2 separate regions of the Homo sapiens genome follow, and region 1 is linked to region 2. The links are chromatin contacts, found by Hi-C or POLR2A ChIA-PET in ENCODE. All regions are on one chromosome and are shown on one strand. The core of a region is the stretch at or near the end of the contact, and the rest is flanking DNA. Distances in the headings are between cores, read along the strand shown. Region 1 has its middle 140 kb from the start of C14orf180. Region 2 has its middle 170 kb from the start of LINC02691.

Region 1 (5,779 bases), core at 1,046-3,545, 42 kb before region 2:
CTCTCACCCCCTCGGTGTTTGCCCTGTGCACGTGTTTGTATCCAAATTCCTTCTTTTTATAAGGACAACTGTCATGTCCGATGAGGGGCCTGCCCTGCTGCAGGGTGGCCTCATTTTTCTAATCACATCTGCAGTGACCCTATTTCTAAATAAGATCACGTTCTGTGTACTGGGGATTCGGGCTTCGACATCCAAACTCCACCTGTAGCATCTGGAGCTGGTGGCTTGGGCTGCTCAGCCTCTGTGCTGGCGTGTACCCCCGACACAGGCCACAGGGACACCTCCTCCCTGCAACCCCTTTGCCATGGGATGGCCCATGCCAGGGGGACGGCTACTTGACTTGGGGGACGCAAACAAGGTGGGGGCTGGTCTGAGGCCAGAGTCTGCATCTGGGTGCCCCACCAAGGCTGTGTTCACACCTCTGAGAGCTGACCCACAAACTCACCTGGGACCCGGGGGCCTGCAGCCCTCAGGACCTGCCCCTGCCCTCCCCTCCCCTCTTTCTTTCCTTTGCTTTGCTTTCTTAGAGGATACAGAATGGATGTGGCTGGTGGGACACTCACAAGGGGCTTTTAGACACTGCCTAGTAAAAGAGCTTGGCGCTTGAGGGGGCTTGGCCAAGTCTTCATCCCCCACCTGCGGGGCATCCAACTGCCCTGGATCCCCTGCGTCCCTTCACTGTGACCTTGGGCCTGGAGGGAGCAGACAGGCAGGCCTCACCTCCTGCGCTGTGTGCAAATTAAGTGCTGTGATGCCAGTGGAGCTGGCCCCCGGGGCTGGCCTGGGTGGTCAGGCCCCCCTTCCTTCCTCCTTCCCTGCCTCCCTCCCTCCTGCCCTTGGAAGAACAGCCTGGGCTCTCACCCACCAGGGAAGACTTCTTTCTGTCTCTCTCTTTCTCTCTGCTGTGGTCTGGGGGCTTCCAGGGGTGGTCTCCTCACTGTGTGCTTAGCGTCTCCTCCCTGCCCACTCCCAGGCACTTTCTGTTGTGTTCCCATGGGGTGGGGCGGGGTGAGGGCACGGATGTGGCATGTGGCCTTCCCAGTGAGCGCTGAATAATTAACAGCCAGGTAATGAAAGGCTCACTGGGTATTGATTGTGCCCTGGGGCCAGTGTGGGGAGGACTCATGTGTCCCAGCCCAGTGTCACCACCCACAGGCAGGCGGGAGGGCACCAGCTCAGAGGAACCTGAAGCCAGTGAAGGGCCCACAGCTGCCCACTGAGCAGCTGGCCAGGGCCCAGGAACTCCCCCTCTGCGATACCTGCCCCAGGAGTGCCCTGTCAGAGGGGAGAGGCCCAGGAGAGTGGGCGCTTACAGGAGATCCCCCTGCCTGACAGTCCTGGAAGGCTTCCAGGGCAGGTGGGGCTGGGCCTCCTGCAGCTGGGTGGGGCCGGCAGAGGTGGGCAGTGTGCTTTCAGGGCCCTGCAGCAGCTGGAGCCACCGCCTCATCCAGAGCCCCGCTGCTCAGAGCAGGGCTGCCTTCCCTCCATAATTAATTCATTGGGCCTCTGGCCCCTGTCTGGCTGCATCTCCACAAGGGAAGAAAGAGACCAGCCACCTCCCTCTCTGAGAGCAGCTTACACAGCAAGGCCCGTCAGGCTGAGCCACAACCTGGGACCCTCACCCTGCCCCCGTGCTGTGCTGGCCTGGCCCTTGGGTTCACCCACTGCTGGCTGCCTAACACCCTGTCCTCCAGGGGCTGGAGTCCAGCCCCTTTCTGGGAGCCCCCATTCCAGCCCCACAGGCAGTGTAGTAGCCAGTGCAGAGTCCGCACACGGCAGTCACCTGCCTCTCCCCTGGCCCTGGCTGGGTGACTCCCTGGGGTGTGGGGTGAGGACCATACGGCTCCTGTACCAGGGGCAGCCCCAAACTCCTTGCCTGGTGCTTCACCAGCCCCCAGCGTCTCCAGGTCTGATTGACTCATTATCTGCTCCATCGCCCTCCTTCCCACACCTAAGCTCTGACCCTGGGTAGGGGTCCAGCCTTGCCGTGTCTGAGGCCAGTGGAGACGGGCCTGGCACTGCCCAGCAGAGCACGCACGGCCATGCTGGAGCTCACCCCACAGGACGGAGAATGACACCAGCGCAGCTGCAGTAAGGACCAGGGGGTGCCCGGGAGGCTGGAGGCTAAGTAGGGCCCCTTGGTCCTGTGGTGGGAATGGGAACAGGGCCCTGGTGGGAGGGAAGTCCTGGGACAGAGCTTGGCCAGCCAGACACAGGCATGCAGTGGGAGGAGCTTGTGTCAGCAGTTCCTGGGGGAAGCTTACGGTCAGCCCCCGGCACGTCTCCTGGCATGGCCGCGGAGAAAACAGGCCACTGCGGGGAGGCAGCCGCCGGGCTAGGGGCTTGGCAGAGTGACCAGGCCCAGCTGTACACCCTTGCTGCCGTCCTGCTTCTCCATAACATCCTGTGTGGTTTCCTGCCCTGGCAGTCCTGGAGCCTTCACCCCGACTGCCCCAGGCCTGCCTCCCTCAGCTCCGCCCATCTGCAGGAGGCTCAGCTCCACCTCCCCCTGGAAGCCCGCCAGGACTACCGGGCCAGGCCAGAGGGCTTCCTGCGAGCGCCCACTCTCCTGGGCTTCCTCCCTCCTAGTGGGCGCTCCCCAGTGGACACGGATTCACTGTGCGTCCCTGGACACCTCTGGAATGTCAGCTGTCCCAGCGCATTGTCCCGATTTGTGGGATGGACTGCAGGGTTGTTGGGAGGAATAGAACAGGGCCCACCACAGCCTGGGACCATCTGCACCAGCTGGGATCATAGCTTGGGGCAGATTTTCCTAGTTCTGGCAAGACTTGCTTGAGCATAGAGAGGTCAAGGAGGCCGCATGTCTTGGGGGTAGAGTGCAAAGGGCAGGGGCTGACCCTTCCCAGTTAGCGGGGGTCCTGGGGAGGAGTAGATGCTGGGCCATCGTTCCGTGGAAACAGGACTTTAGGGGAGCCAGGGCCGTGGGCCTACCCTCCCTTCTCACTGCTGGTGACCAGGCTCGGCTTGAGGATGGGCGTGGACACGCTGGCTGCAAGGGCGCCATGTCTGGCGCCTACCTTGGGCCTGCTCTGCTCTCCTATGACTGCCAGTGGCCCCAGCACAGGTGATGGAGGGAGTGGGACAGGGTCCTTCCCCAGCACCTGCCCTCAGGGTGGCTGGACTGCCTGATGACAGCCTGTACTGACCCTGTGGTGCTGGCAACCCCACAGGAGCCCTAGGCCCTGGCCAGCCAGGCCTTCTTGGGGCACGACGGGGCCAGGGCTGGCTCCAGGGAGCCACTCGGCTGTGGGGCGTGGGCCTCATTTTAGGGTTTCTCCTCCTCCCACTCCAAGGCACTGTGCCCACTAGTCACCCCTTGCTGGGCCTCCGGGGGTCACAGTGAGGCTGGGCCAGGTCCCCTGCCTGGAGCCCACCTCCCTGAGCACCCCGACTGCCCCACAGGAACCATGGTGGGACTTGCTTGCTGGTAGCCATCAAGTCAGCCCTGCGAAGTCTGATGTTTGGAAATGCCGCTCACAGGCCACCTGCCTGCTCTTGGAGGCCCCGTTACCAGGAAGGCCTTTCCCATTCTGCAGGTCTGGGCATGTCGTGAGTGGGCCAGCACTCACACTGCCTCACAGTGAAGGGCACACAGCTGGGGACCCTGGAGTCCTCTGCTCCGGGAGGGGGTCCAAGCCCCTGAGACTCACCCTTTTCCGGGTAGTTCCTAGCCCTACAGCATGTTCCTGGCCAAGACTCCCACCTCCTGCCCTGCCCCTGGCCCTCCCTTGCACCCTGGGGGCCTCCTTACGTTGCTCCTGGGCATTGCCCTGGCAACCCCTGGTCTCCATCTTCCCTCAGTCCACCCCACACCTGCTGTCAGCATCAACTTCAAACACATTCCAGAGCCTACCCTTCTGCTCAAGGACCCGCCATGGCTCCCCATTGCTGTGGGGTCAGAATGCCTCTGTTCAGTCCCCAGCCCTCTGTTTGGTTCCAAATGAGTGCCTGTGTGGGACTGCTCAGCCCCTCCCTGCAAAGCCCATGGAACTTATACCTACCTTCTGGAGTCCTTGGTTGCTGGGATCAGGGCACCCCTGAGCAGGTGGTCCTGGGGATGGAATAGGGTTGGCTGGAGGCACCACAGCAGCTAACACGGCCGGGGCTCCAACCTCCCACCCGCCCCTTTCTGTTGTGTTGAAGGATGGGGGTTGGTGAGATCCGCCTGGCTCCAATCCAACCCCTGCCACTGGCCAGCAGCCCCTCCAAAGCAGGGGCCCCCCACACCAGTCCAGAGGGCCATCCATGCTGGTCCCCACCTGCTCCAAAGGTGTGGGGAGGCCGGTGGCGGGTGGCGACAAGCAGGGGCACAGGGCACTAAAGCCCTGACCTTACATTAGCAGCCGTGAGACTTCTGTCAGCATCCCAGGCCCCTCGGGGACAGTGTGGGGCAGGAAAGCTCAGGCTGGTAGACTCCAGGGGAAGGGATGAGCCCTGTGAACTCCCAGTAGCCCCAACCTCACTCCCCGAGGCCCAGGAAACTTTGTTTCAGAAATCAGGTTCTGGGCTGGGGACAGAAAGAATGCAGGACCCGGACCTCCTGAGGTCACTTTTACAGAGAAGACCCCTCCAGCTCCGGGGCGCCTGAGCCCGCTCTGTCTGCAGAGGGCAGCCACTCACTGCAGGCGCGGGCCCACGTGAGCCCTAGGCCGAGGCTCTGTGGCTGGTTCCCCCTCTGGAGGGCAGGAAGGACGGGGCCTGAGCTCAGGCGGGGTGGCCCTGCACAGGGTCCCTCTAGACACCCTCAGGCCTTGCCTGAAGCTCACCCTCCAGGGAGGTAGCAGGGGCCACCTCAGGTGCCACAGGTGCTCTTGACAGAGACTGTCACCCTGGTCTCTCCGTGATCCTCAAAGGCTGGGGCCACTTCTGTGACAGGCAGCCCAGGGTGTGGTGACCGTGCCTAGCCCACCGTGAGCATCCGGGAGCTGGGGACTGGCGGGCTCCAGGGTGGCTACCAGCTTGTGAAGGAGGGGTTGGGCTGAGACCTGGCCCACAGGACATCACCGAGGAAGAGATACCACTGAAAACAAAACCCGTTAGCCCCGTGGCTCTAAAGTGGACCAGGGAAGTCTCGGGGAACCCCGGCCGTGCTCCTCAGAGCAGCTGTGGGTGGAGGTCACCTCGGAGCGGAGCAGGCACAGGGTGCCCCCATGGCTGGCCCGACTGGCTGGAGGGGCTCCAGGAGCCCTGTGGATGCCGTGATTGGAGGGGGCGGGCGCTGCCCTCTCTAGAGGGGCCGGGGTGGCAGGGACACTTTGCCACCACAGCAAACTCAGTTTCTGACCATCTGTCCTCAGCAACTCCACAAGATGGAGGAGGTGCTTCTGGTCCCAGTTGTGATTCCTTCTGTGTGGGCTAAGAGCTCCTTCTGCAAGCTCCAAGTCCAGGCTTTGCTCCAAACTGGGCACCGCTGCTGTGCCCCACCTTCCTGAAGGCCTCCTCACGGGTGTGGGCAGGTGGGCCAGGCTCGGGGCCCTCAAACAACGGGGCCGGGGCAACCACGGAAACCGAAGCATCAGCGCCTGTCCACAGTGCGGGGCCCGTCTGGAGTAGCCGGCTCCCTGCCACCCCCGTGGGAAGGGCACCCGGGGCCTGCCAGTGCAGAGCCACCCTGAAGACGACTGCTGCTGTGGACAAGCTCAGGGAGCCGCCAGGTGCTGCTGGGAGGGCTGGGACAGCCAGGTGCGCCTCGGGCCGCAGCTTGCAGATTAGGGGAGGTGAGGTGAGGGGGATGAGGAGGTGTGGGTGGTGCTTGAGC
Region 2 (5,327 bases), core at 329-2,828:
TTTATTCTGTTTTAAGAGCTGCTGTAGAACCACACCTACCCCAGCCCCTCCTCTGTTTGCTGTGACACCTCAATCCTTGCACCTGAAATCTGCGATGTGGGACATCTCGTGATGTGGCTGGTCACAAGACACCCTTCCTCTTAGTGGGTTTCCAGGGAGCTGGCCTGGGCAGGGCAGCGGGGAGGAAGGCACACTGGAAGAGGCATCTCAGGGCAGGCCAGTGTCCCTGATCACCTCCGTGGGGTTTCAGGGTCTTTTCAGTCTCCTCAGTCTCCTAAACAACCACTCAGATTTCTTTTCCTATAACCTCTATAGACCCCATTCCCACCCCTACCCTCTCCCTGACCCTGGCCTGAAATGCTGAGACATTTTTTGCTTGATAATCACAGACTCCAAGTTCCTAACATAATTCCCGAACCAACAATTCCATAAAGTTATTTACCAGCCTATTTCCAGTTGGTTTTCAAATGTTATGGTTGCTAACCCCATTTTTCCCACTAAGAATAAGTGAGCTTTTAAATCAGCTTTGCCTCATGGGACGGTGACTTTTCTTCATTGCTTCAGCCCATGCACCAGTTCCTGGAGTCAGTGGTTGGAACATAGGTTGCAGAATGTGCCAGATTTCAGAGCCTTCCTGGGACCCTCCAGGGACGTCTGCCCAGCCCCATCTCCAGGAGGACCCTTCCTCACTGAGGCCAGGCATGGAAGGACAAGGAGAGTGTGAGGGAAGTGCTGGCCCAGGTCACAGCACCAGCCTCACGTTCTGCCTGGCTGCGGATGGTGATGCCTGGCTGCAGACATCCCCCCGTAAGACTGCACCAACCTACTTTGCAGGGCTGAGGCGGTGCACGAATGGGGAGCTGGAGCCAGAGAGCACCTGCTGCCGGGGCATTGCCCTCCTCCTACGGCATCGACCTCCTCCTGCACTGTCAGGCAGGGAGGAGAGTGCAGCTCCTGGGACCCTTCCCCTGGGAGCCTGAAGGCAGACCCGAGTCTCATCCTCTGAAGTCAAGAGAGCAGGCCTGGAAGGCAGCAGAGAGGGCTGGGCAGGGAAAGGGGCTGGGGACGGGGCTCGGGGGCAGGAAGGCACAGGAGCAGCAAGCAGGACTGTTGCGGGGGGGTGGCGGGGCAGCAGACTCCCCAGGCAACCAGAGAGAGGGTCCCCTTTGAGTTTGAGATCTAGCAAAGACAGCCCCTGCAACCCAGGCTCCTACCACTGCCCCCAGAGACCACACACACACACACACACACACACAAACACACACACACACACCAGAAGGATGCATCTGGGGCTCTGGAAGAACACTTAGTCCTGGACTTGGCAGCAGCCCAGAGGCCCAGGCACCTCTGAGACACAGAGGCATGGGGCATCCGGGAGGCGGAAACCACAGAGGCCCACACCCCGTTCTTGATCAGCTCTCTCAAGACTCCATCTGTGAAGTGGGGCAGCCATCCCGCAGGGCTCCTGGGGTGACTGAGGTGACACTGAAGCTATCCCCACTCGTGCCCAGGCAGCAGCCAGGCCCAGCATGCTCCAGACCTTCTGCCCAATCGATGATTGAGGCAGGAGGAGTTCCAGGACCCAGCCACAGGAGCCGTCACAGCCGCGGGTGCCCAGGAGCAGATTTCTTGCTCAGGCCACCCAGAGCCCAGACTCAGAACTCAGCCCCCTCGGGCAGCTGTGGGCAGTCTTCTACCCTCCTCTGGGCCTCAGTTTCCCCCACTAGAAGGGCCTTCTGTTTCTGATTGCAGGGTCCAGCCTGGCCAGGTCTCTCCAGGGTCCTTCAGCCTGCAGGCTGGTTGTCAGCCTGCTTAGGATGTCAGCTCTGGCCAGGGTGTGTGGGTGCCTCTGCAGGCCCATCTCCAAGGCTGTGACCCAGCAGAGGGGCCGCAGGAGGGGAAAGGCAAAGGGGTGTGGTGGTGCCGGCTGGGGAGCCCTGGGGTTTTCACACAGGGAGAACAATGGCTGGGAAAGCTGGCCCAGGCCACGCCGCCCCTGCAAGCCTGGGAGCCGCTGGTGCTGGAGAAGCAGCACCCTGGAGACCAAGCTTTGGCATGGAGCTCCATTCACGGGGCAAGCTGCAGAAGTCATTGGGTCTGTGGCTCTCAGCAGGGTCCGGAAACCGGGCCTGGCCTGCTGTGGCCTGACACAGGCCTCCAAGCCCGTCACGGCCGCTGGGAGGTTGGGGTGTGCCTGAGACCCCTCCTGGAGCGCCGTCCCTGGAGTCCGGGGTTCCACCCCCACTCACCGCAGGGCTCCCACGTGCTCACCCAGGCTGAGCCCTGAAACTTCCAGTCTCCACATGACAGAGGCCGGAGCCAGGCAGGTCTGGTGAAGGCCCCGGTGGTCAAGAAATTGGGGGTAGGGGGTGGGGTTGACATGACTCAGGTCTCTGGGTCCTGGCCCAGGCTCCTGTCCCACTGCCAGTGGGTGCAGCGACAGCAGTGGCCCTGGGAGGTCAGCTGCCCCCACACAGTGCTGGCCCCAGGATTCCTTTCTGGAGACCCGGGAACATTTCAGTCTTCAGGATGCCTCCTCCAGGAGTAGTGGTGTTGGGGGGTTTCTCTGAAGCTCATTTGTTGAACATCCCCCTTTCCTCAGCGGTGCCAACTCCTGAGCCGACAGGGAAAGGCTGTGTCCCCACCCGGCCTCCCAGACATCCCGGGCCTCTGCCCTGTCCACAGGCCGTCCAGAGCCTCACACACGGTTTCCCACCCGCTGGAATCAGCTGGGCTTGGACCCAGCACACCCTCAGGTCCACACAGCTTTCCAGGCCCTCGGGAACCACAGCCCCACCCGTCCAAGCCCCTTCCCTGGGGGTTCCCTGTGGGCCCTGAAGATACTCCTGGGAGCCTCCCCTTCCCCATCGTGTGCCCCGGGGCCCATCTGCAGCCCCCATCCATCCAGGGTGTTCCACGTGGAAGGACCAGCTCACAGCCAGGTGTTCACGCCTCATCTCTCCCTGCTCCTGATCGACCTCAGGCCCCACCGGGGACAGTCAGGGGCTGTGGGGCACTGGCCTCCCCGCAAACATGGCCTGGTCGCATGTTTTGATGAGAGGGGGAAACCGGGTAGGGCCTGGAGCTCCAGAAGGCCAAGAACCCATCCTGGGGAGGCAGCAAGGGGCGGGAACCCACCGCAGCCGAAGCGCTGACCGCCCCGCACGTCGGACTTTTCGTCCAGGCCCAAATCTAAAGATGAAATTGGGAGCTTCAAGCTGGCATCCACCATCTGAGACAGGGATTCCCATGTGCTGCCCGGACCTGCCCATGAGGGGGTCCTGCCAGGGCTCTGGGTGGGAGCTGTGTCTGCAGCCCTCACATTGTGAGCTCTCCCCAGATGGAGCCAGTCCCTGAGACCAGCCCCCAACACTCAGAGCCTCCCCATTACTCTCTGGATGCTGCGGCTTTTCTGCCCTCTTGGGCTGCCCTTATACTTTCCGGATCATTCCAGGAAGTGGCTCTACTGAGCAAGCCGGTGTCAGCACACCTGCCCCAGCACACACAGGTGGTGCCCCCTTTCCTGCCGCAGGAGGGAGTAGGGGGCGCTGCCTAATTTCCACCTTCCATAACAACAGTGAAACAGCAGAGCAGCTTGACATTTACAAAAAGGTGCTTGTTAAGAACCGTCCTCCCAACTTAATTAACACTAAAACCCTTTAGGTGTTCCTCCAAGTGCATATAAAACAGCTGTCTTTCCCCTGCGCGGGAAGTAAACTCAGAGAGTGTTTCCATAAAACCAATGGACTGTGACTCCTTGCAAGCAAAACTGTCTTGAAATGTTACGGCCGCGGATGGAGGGGCGGCCAGCTGCCGGAGCAGATGCACCAGCCAGGACCGGAGCCTCCACTGCTGAGGAGCCACCGTGCCGCTGTTCCACACCACCCGGGCCGTTAAATCACACTGTGTTATTTCAAAGCCACGTGCTGAAGCTCTTGGCAGCTTCCTTCCGGGTGGGCGTCCTGGACTGTGCTGTTTGGGGTGGGAGCTTGGGGTCGCTCCACCTGCAGCCTGGGACTCGCCCCTCTCCCTCCCCAACCTTGCCCCTCTGTGTGCACATAGCATGAGGAGGCCGGGTTCTTGAGTGGGATCCATCAGCCTTCAGGCTGGGTGCTGCGGCCACACCATCCAGACACAGGGAATCTAGAATAGCCACCTTGTAGCCACCAGCCTCGAGAACCCAGGCTCTAGAATGTTGGACACACAGACTAGGGGCCAGGGCTCTCCCCAGTGCAATTCGGCTCCCTCATCTGTAAAGCAGGAAAGGTGACCCCCGCCACCAACCCCACAGTTGAAGCAGTGAGGCTGTCCTATATCCCCAGTGTGTGCACCAGGCCTCCCGGGCAGGCAGGACTTGCCAGAACCGACTGCACGCCCACCCATGGCAGCAGCGACTGGCCTGCTGGGCCCGCCTCAGGGCCTCCCTGGAGCCGGCACACTGGGGAGCCAGGCTGGTTCTACTCTCCAGCTCCAAAGGGCCAGCTCCTTCTCTCAGAGTCTCCGAGAGCTACATGGAGCCCCAGTGGCCCCGTATATCGCTGTGCTCATAACTGCCCCAAGAGCTGCAGAGCCCCACAAGGCCATGACAGCAGCCCACCAGCTCTCCCGGAGCCCTCCCTCTGGAGTCGCTTCTTCCCAGGATCCTATTTTATGACCACAAACTCCCAGGAGGGCGGCAGCAGGCACCCAGGGAGATGCATCTGACTTTCTCATCCTCAGGTGCCCAGTCCAGGCCCCAGCAGCCTTTCAGAGTGAGGATGCACCAGTCCCCAGACCAATCCAGCCACGAGGGAGCCAAGACCTGGGACATCGCTGGCCTTGAGGGACGCTTTGGGAGCTGGCCAGGGCCGGGGACAGCCTCGCTCCCTCCTCAACCAGCACCTTCCCCTCACTCAGCATGTGCAGACGCCACCTTGCTGGATACCTGTGGGCCTGATGGACAGACACTGTGTAATGTCATCCCCAAGGCTCTCGCACGAGCACACAGTCGTGTGTGGACCAGAACGCTCTTTGTCGACTGTGGAGCATTGAGCAAAACGGAAGGATCGTCATCGTTGCCTGAGCTCTGCGGTGGCCCTTGACGGTGGCTACCTGTGCCGACCTCTTCCCCGAGCCCCTGGCAAGGGCCTGTGTCCCCTGCACCCTGTCCCCGGTGCCTCACTGGGACAGAGATCCTCCTCATCGGGAACTTGGAATATGTGACCTGAATTAACCACAGCTGGGCCTGGCAAACCTGGGGGTTCGTCTCCGCAGCCCCAAAGCCTCTTATAAAACATAAACGCCTCTCCCGGCTGGGGTGGAGGAGGAACAGGGCGTCAGTGTTGAAT

What was found. Hi-C counts contacts between places; a loop is a spot of excess contacts on that map. ChIA-PET counts read pairs that join two places held with the same protein, here RNA polymerase II (POLR2A). Pooled maps may share reads with other maps.
Region 1: a loop to region 2 is called in a map of heart right ventricle, with 6 times the contacts of the local background. The contact joins two enhancer-like sites. A Hi-C loop is called at or near these places in 1 of 168 maps with a recorded cell type or tissue (heart right ventricle) and 3 of 50 pooled maps. POLR2A ChIA-PET finds 5 or more read pairs at or near these places in 2 of 52 experiments (A673 and activated CD4-positive, alpha-beta T cell).

The regions. Positions count from the first base shown.
Region 1 is chr14:104,432,892-104,438,670 of GRCh38, reverse strand. No RefSeq gene overlaps it. Among named protein-coding and RNA genes, the nearest start is that of C14orf180, 140 kb to the left of the region's middle. RefSeq lists an enhancer at 2,818-3,683. Within about 2 kb of position 2,295, at least 17 of the 41 ENCODE cell types and tissues checked have a DNase peak (open chromatin) inside an H3K27ac peak, as active enhancers do; they include heart right ventricle, where a contact is called at or near this core.
Region 2 is chr14:104,390,247-104,395,573 of GRCh38, reverse strand. No RefSeq gene overlaps it. Among named protein-coding and RNA genes, the nearest start is that of LINC02691, 170 kb to the right of the region's middle. RefSeq lists an enhancer at 1,435-1,704. Within about 2 kb of position 1,578, at least 9 of the 41 ENCODE cell types and tissues checked have a DNase peak (open chromatin) inside an H3K27ac peak, as active enhancers do; they include heart right ventricle, where a contact is called at or near this core.